Regions from separate parts of the Homo sapiens genome. Here region 2 is linked to region 1. A link is an interaction called in ENCODE POLR2A ChIA-PET data of the cell type or tissue named here. Cell type or tissue: PC-9. All regions are shown on one strand. Links, peaks and the distances in the headings refer to the core of each region. The heading gives the core; the rest is flanking DNA.

The links. Peaks named below come from ENCODE experiments on the same cell type or tissue, not always from the same donor. Only the 100,000 strongest peaks of a DNase experiment are listed, where the experiment ranks them.
Region 2: POLR2A ChIA-PET joins it to region 1 with 6 read pairs; 2 of 35 experiments call an interaction of 5 or more read pairs at or near these places.

The regions. Positions count from the first base shown.
Region 1 is chr15:70,642,402-70,645,216 of GRCh38, forward strand. It overlaps LOC107984791 (a long non-coding RNA gene), which reads right to left. Exons shown (of 3, transcript XR_001751595.2): 3 at 1-2,432. Among named protein-coding and RNA genes, the nearest start is that of SALRNA2, 8.6 kb to the left of the region's middle. In PC-9, for the core only: no CTCF peak of the experiment used is centred there; DNase peaks (open chromatin) are centred at 1,190 and 1,520; H3K27ac peaks cover 1,525 bases.
Region 2 is chr15:69,905,272-69,908,086 of GRCh38, forward strand. No RefSeq gene overlaps it. Among named protein-coding and RNA genes, the nearest start is that of LINC00593, 71 kb to the left of the region's middle. In PC-9, for the core only: no CTCF peak of the experiment used is centred there; a DNase peak (open chromatin) is centred at 1,160.

The DNA.
Region 1 (2,815 bases), core at 80-2,579:
TCGCTATTGTTGCCCAGGCTGGAGTGCAATGGCGCAATCTAGGCTGACTGCAACCTCCGCCTCCCAGGTTCAAGCTTTTTTCCTGCCTCAGTCTCCCAAGTAGCTGGGATTACAGGCATGTGCCACCATGCCCAGCTAATTTTTGTATTTTTAGTAGAGACGGGGTTTCACCATGTTGGCCAGGCTGTTCTTGAACTCCTGACCTCAGGTGATCCTCCCACCTTGGCCTCCCAAAGTGCTGGGATTACAGGCGTGAGCCACGACACCCGGCCAGAGCTGGTCACAGTTCTTATGAGATGTTGGATTGCCTCCCTTCAGGGGAATGGATGAATTTGGTTTTTATGATATGATGGGTAGGAGGGAGGGATTTTTGTTTTGTCATATTTTGGTTTTGAAGTATAAATGTAGAAAGAAGAAATATTGTTGATAAGGTAAAATTTCTAAATAACGCACCATCTCATACTGCAAACTTGAATATAACACAACTAGTGATTGCCGCTGTCCTCTGCCCAACCCCTGTTTAAATGCAGGCAGGCTAAATTTCTTATCCTCTGCAGCAGGACTGAGAAATATGGAGGAAGGATGAAGCCAAGTAGGAAATAGCAGACACCAGGCAGCCCTTGTTTGGGAAGGATGAGAGATGGAGATTATGCTCCTACATCCTTGGTATTCTCCCCGGATCAGGGCAATGAAATGGGAACCAATCAAGTGGGAGAGTTTTAGAAGCACTGTAACTGTTCTGGAATCCATTCCGACTGCAGAATCCAGAATCATTTTCTTGATATTTAAGCTAGGGGTTGACAGCTGCCCCAAATGGTACCAGATGGCACCCGGGACCAGGACACAATTAAATCCTGCAGTAGGACTCTCAGAACTCTCGTCCAGCTAGCTGTGCTGTCTCACTCAGTTATTTCACAATAATACAACCCCTCCTTCTATAAGCTTTGATTCGTTTTGGAACTTACTATGGCATTAGAGCAGGGTTTATGGTATCAGCTACCAAAGGGAAGGGCTTTCATAGATATTTGTGTTTTGTTTTTAATTTTTGGCTTCCCAAAGCTTGAGCCCACTTGTGTAATTAGGAAATTCCCACCTTATGAATCTTAGTATTCCCACCTTATGAGTCTTATGAAGCTGTGCTGATAATGCCCAGAACCCACTTCTCCAGCCTCCTTTGCAATTAGTGTATAAGCCACATGGCCGAGGAATAGCCTGGATGGCAAACCCGCCCTGAATCTGGCATTCAGTGGTAACAATGGCATCTCCACCGAGCCCTTCTGACGGTTTGGCTGGATAGCCTGCATACAGTCTTTCCATCTTTTGAGTGATTCCTGAGTTACCTAATATTTTTCCAATAATTACTTTTCTTCTTAAATCAGACGACTATTTTTGTAATTAAAACCCTTAGTTCATGCTACACAAATATATTCTAAGGGGAAGTAGCAGAGTCCCATTTCAACTTTTGGACCAATGACCCAGGAAGTAAGCCAGGCCACTTGGAAAAACTATGGAATTCTTTTTGAATGAGTCTGCTTGTAATGTCACTCTGCTACTTCCTTGGTGAGCTATTTGAACTCTCTGCCTTTAACCTCCCCTTTGTTCATAGGGCTCGTCCTCCAGTCACTACTGTAGAGGCAGGAGGGGAGCTCTTATATCCATAGCTGCTTGATTCCCCCTGTATTTTGTCTTTCTGTTAATGCACATAAGCACATCATAGACTACATAACAGCAGTGTGAGGAGTTCAATACATGCATGTAGACATACATCTCAACCAAACTTAGTGTCAGAAAAAGCAACTTCAAAATTCCTAATTCAGTGAAAACAAGAAGAACATGGTTGGTCCAAATGCCACGACAAGCTCAACAATCACACCAGGAATAGAACCTCATAAAACTCTTGTGCTAAGAAGCAGTTTTGTGATAATCAAAGCATCTCTCTTTTCACTCAGGTCTAGGTACTGAGGTTAAGTTAGTTATACAAGGTCACACCAATAATTAGGAGTATACCTAGGAGCCAAACTCAAGTCTTGTTTACATTTGTACATTTCACAAAACTTTATAAATTCTCCATCATTAAATATGTCCTGGATTATCTAATCTACACACACACTGTCCAGTAAGAAGAAATTTCTGCAGAAAGTCTCAACTTCCAGTGAGCCCACTAATCTCTAAAAGACATGTCTTACTTGATTTAATGTTAATTTCTCCCCACAATGCATTCTCTTCCTCTTCCACGCAGTTCTATTTTGATGGATCCTGATAAGCCTTGTACCTAGGAAATTCTTCCAGGCTAGTTTTTCCACTACAGGCGCTGGCGTTTCCCACTGACCATCATCATAGCCGGTGCATAATGAGCCCACCAAGCTCTTGAATATGTCCAGAGCCAAATGCAGAAGAGAAAGGACTGACCTGGGCCACTGTTCAGTGTTTTACTGTAACACAAAACAATAGAAAGTGCTCTTTTATTCACTCAAGTCCTAAAGGTGCTGTACTCTGGATTAAAGAGGTAGCTTGGGGCAAACAGAAACCCCAAAAGACTCATGTTTTTCTTTGGCCTTAGGAAGCTCAGACCTGACTTTGTAGGCCAAGTTTGGTTATGGTATGAGGACTTTACACTTAGCTTTATCTTAATCCTCAATTGCCTAACATAATTACTTTTGTCTTATACATATTTCTGTAAGTCATTGTTTATTTTTCTGAAGAACAAGGTAAATTACTTTCACCATTTTTTTTTTATTTTGAAATAGTCACCAAAAGTTTTCAAGATATTACAGAGAAGTTTAGTGTGCCCTTTACCCAGTTTCACTAAATGGTT
Region 2 (2,815 bases), core at 75-2,574, 740 kb before region 1:
CAGGCACGGTGACTCATGCCTGTAATCCCAGCACTTTAGGAGGCCGAGGCAGGTGGATCACTTGAGGTCAGGAATTCAAGACCAGCCTGGCCAACATGGTGAAACCCTGTCTCTACTAAAAATACAGAAATTAGCCAGGCGTGGTGATGGGCACCTGTAATCCCAGCTATTCGGGAGGCTGAGGCAGGAGAATGGTTTGAACCTGGGAGGCTGAGATTGCAGTGAGCCAAGATGGTGCCGTTGCACTTCAGCCTGGGGACAAGAGCGAGACTTTGTCTCAAAAAAAAAGAATTGTGAAGGAAGGGCTCGGGGGAGCTGGAGGAGTTGGAAAGAACTATGAGAACAGCACCTTGGGAGGAAGGATTCAGATGGATGGACTGGACAAGGGAGGAAAAGACGGAAAGGGGCCGTGGCATAACAAGGGGCAGAGCAGACTCCAAGACCAGCCATGCCACTCATTACATGGGACACAGAGGAGCTGTGCTGGGGACAGCCCAAGAGGAACGGAACGCTCATCTCTTCATGGGGATGGCATATAATCAGAGTCATTCAAAAATACATTTGACATCTCTATGTCCGGAAGAGTACACATGACTGGCCAATCATTCACACCCTACTCTACGTGATGACGGAGCAGTAGCTCCTCTGCATGCCCACAGCAACCCGAACAAATGTGCACTGAGCACCCATCACATTGTTTTAAATTTAACTTTATGTCTGCGTTGCTTTAAAGAAATCTAATTATCTGAGGGCAGGGGTGTGCCACCATAATGTCATTTATAATAGTTCTATAGCTGCCTCCTACTGAGCATGTATTAAGTGCCAGGCACTGTTCTAAGTATTTGGCAGGCATTATTTCTTTATAGAAGTCCTATGGGGCAGGCACCAATTTACAGATGAGGAAACCAAGGCCCAGAGAAGTTACATAATAATTTGCCTAAGGTGATAATGTCAAAGTAGCCAGAGATTTTCATCAGATTTTGTTCAACTCTATGTCCCCAAGGCCTAGTACACTACCTGGGACCCAGCGGATTGCCAATGTGTATTGACTGAAAAGGTCCGTGGATGGACGCAGCCTGACCCTCCCAGGCAATTGTGTCAGGCTGGCCTGTGAGTCACTGTAAAATGTTTGTATCTTGGCTCACCCTTTGCTTGAAAATGGCCTCTCCTAGGCATGTCCCCAGGCAAAATGCTGCAGTGCAACAAATAAACTAACAAAATACTCCGTGGCTGCTGGAGCAAGCCACAGCCAATGTGTTGAAGGCAGGACAGCAGATGTCTTTAGAGGTAAAGTGATGGACAAACCATTTTGAAAGGAAAAATAAGTGGAAGTGACCAGTCAATTGGCCCAGGAAGACTCAGCCAGCCAACCAACAAGTCAACCAGGCGTGTGCTATATATAACTAAGAATCCAGACTTTTCCGAGATTTACACTGAAAATGCAAGCTTTGAAAGTTGGAACAAACCTCATTCAAATCCATTGTGTCTAAAACAAATGTTGGAATTTGTTAGGAGATTATTTAGAAAAGTAAGATTAAGTCCTTGTTTAAAAACTTATAATTACTTCCATTGTTTAAAAAAATACCGCAACATGGATGAACCTCAGAAACATTATGCAAAGTAGAAGTCAGACACAAAAGACCACATGTTGTATGATTCTATTTATATGAAACGTCCAGAAAAGGCAAATCTATAGAGACAGAAAGCAGATTAATGGTTGCCTGAGGCTGGGAGTGGGAATTGCGATTGACTGCAAACAGACACAAGGATCTCTGTGGGGTGATGAGAACGTTCTAAAACCGGATTCTGATGATGACTGCACAATTCTGTAAATTTACTGAAAATCACTGAATTATACACTGAAAATGAATGAATGTTATGATATGTAAGTCATACTTCAATAAAGCTGCTTTTTTCTTTTTTCTTTCTTTCTTTCTTTTTTTTTTTTTTTTTGAGACAGTTTCACTCTTGTTGCCCAGGCTGCAGTGCAACGGCATGATCTTGGCTCACTGCAACCTCTGCCTCCCGGGTTCAAGTGATTCTCTTGTCTCAGCCTCCCAAGTAGCTGGGATTACAGGTGCCAGCCACCAAGCCCAGCTAATTTTTGTATTTTTAGTAGAGACGGGGTTTCACCATGTTGGCCAGGCTGGTCTCGAACTCATGACCTCAGGTGATCCACCTGCCTCAGCCTCCCTCAGTGCTGGGATTACAGGCATGAGCCACCGCACCCAGCCCTAAAGCTGCTTTAAAAAAAAAAACAAAAAACAAAAAAAACCTCTTGAAAACAACAAAGAAATTGATAGTTCATAAAATCTCTATGCAAAAGATCATAGAAATCATTGAATCCAGTTTTATAGAAGGCAGGGAAATGCTGATAGAAGCTAATAGGAGAGAGGAGTTGCATGAAGCTTGAATCCAGGCCCCTTGGCTCCCAGGTAGACCTATCCTCTTCCTCACAGAGCTTGTTTGGGGTATCTAACTGAAGGGGCGATTTCCCTTCACATGTCCACACTCTCTATGTGGATGTTGGACACTGATGCTAGCTGCTGTCTCCCTAGGTCAGTAAGAGGATCCCTGGGAGCCCTCCTGGGTAAGTTCCTGTAATGGGCCAAGTGGAGAAAGAAGCTAGGCTGGTGAGACCCTGCCCATCCCTCTGGACCCCAAGGGTGACAGGTGCCGGGTCAGAAGTTGTTCTCTGGGTTTCAGGGCTCACAGACACATAGTGTCCCTTTCTAGGCCAAAGCTGCCCAAATCTATCTGCCTCTTAAGTCAATCCCCACTGGGCCTCCTGGGGAGGCTTAAGACAGCCTGCTAG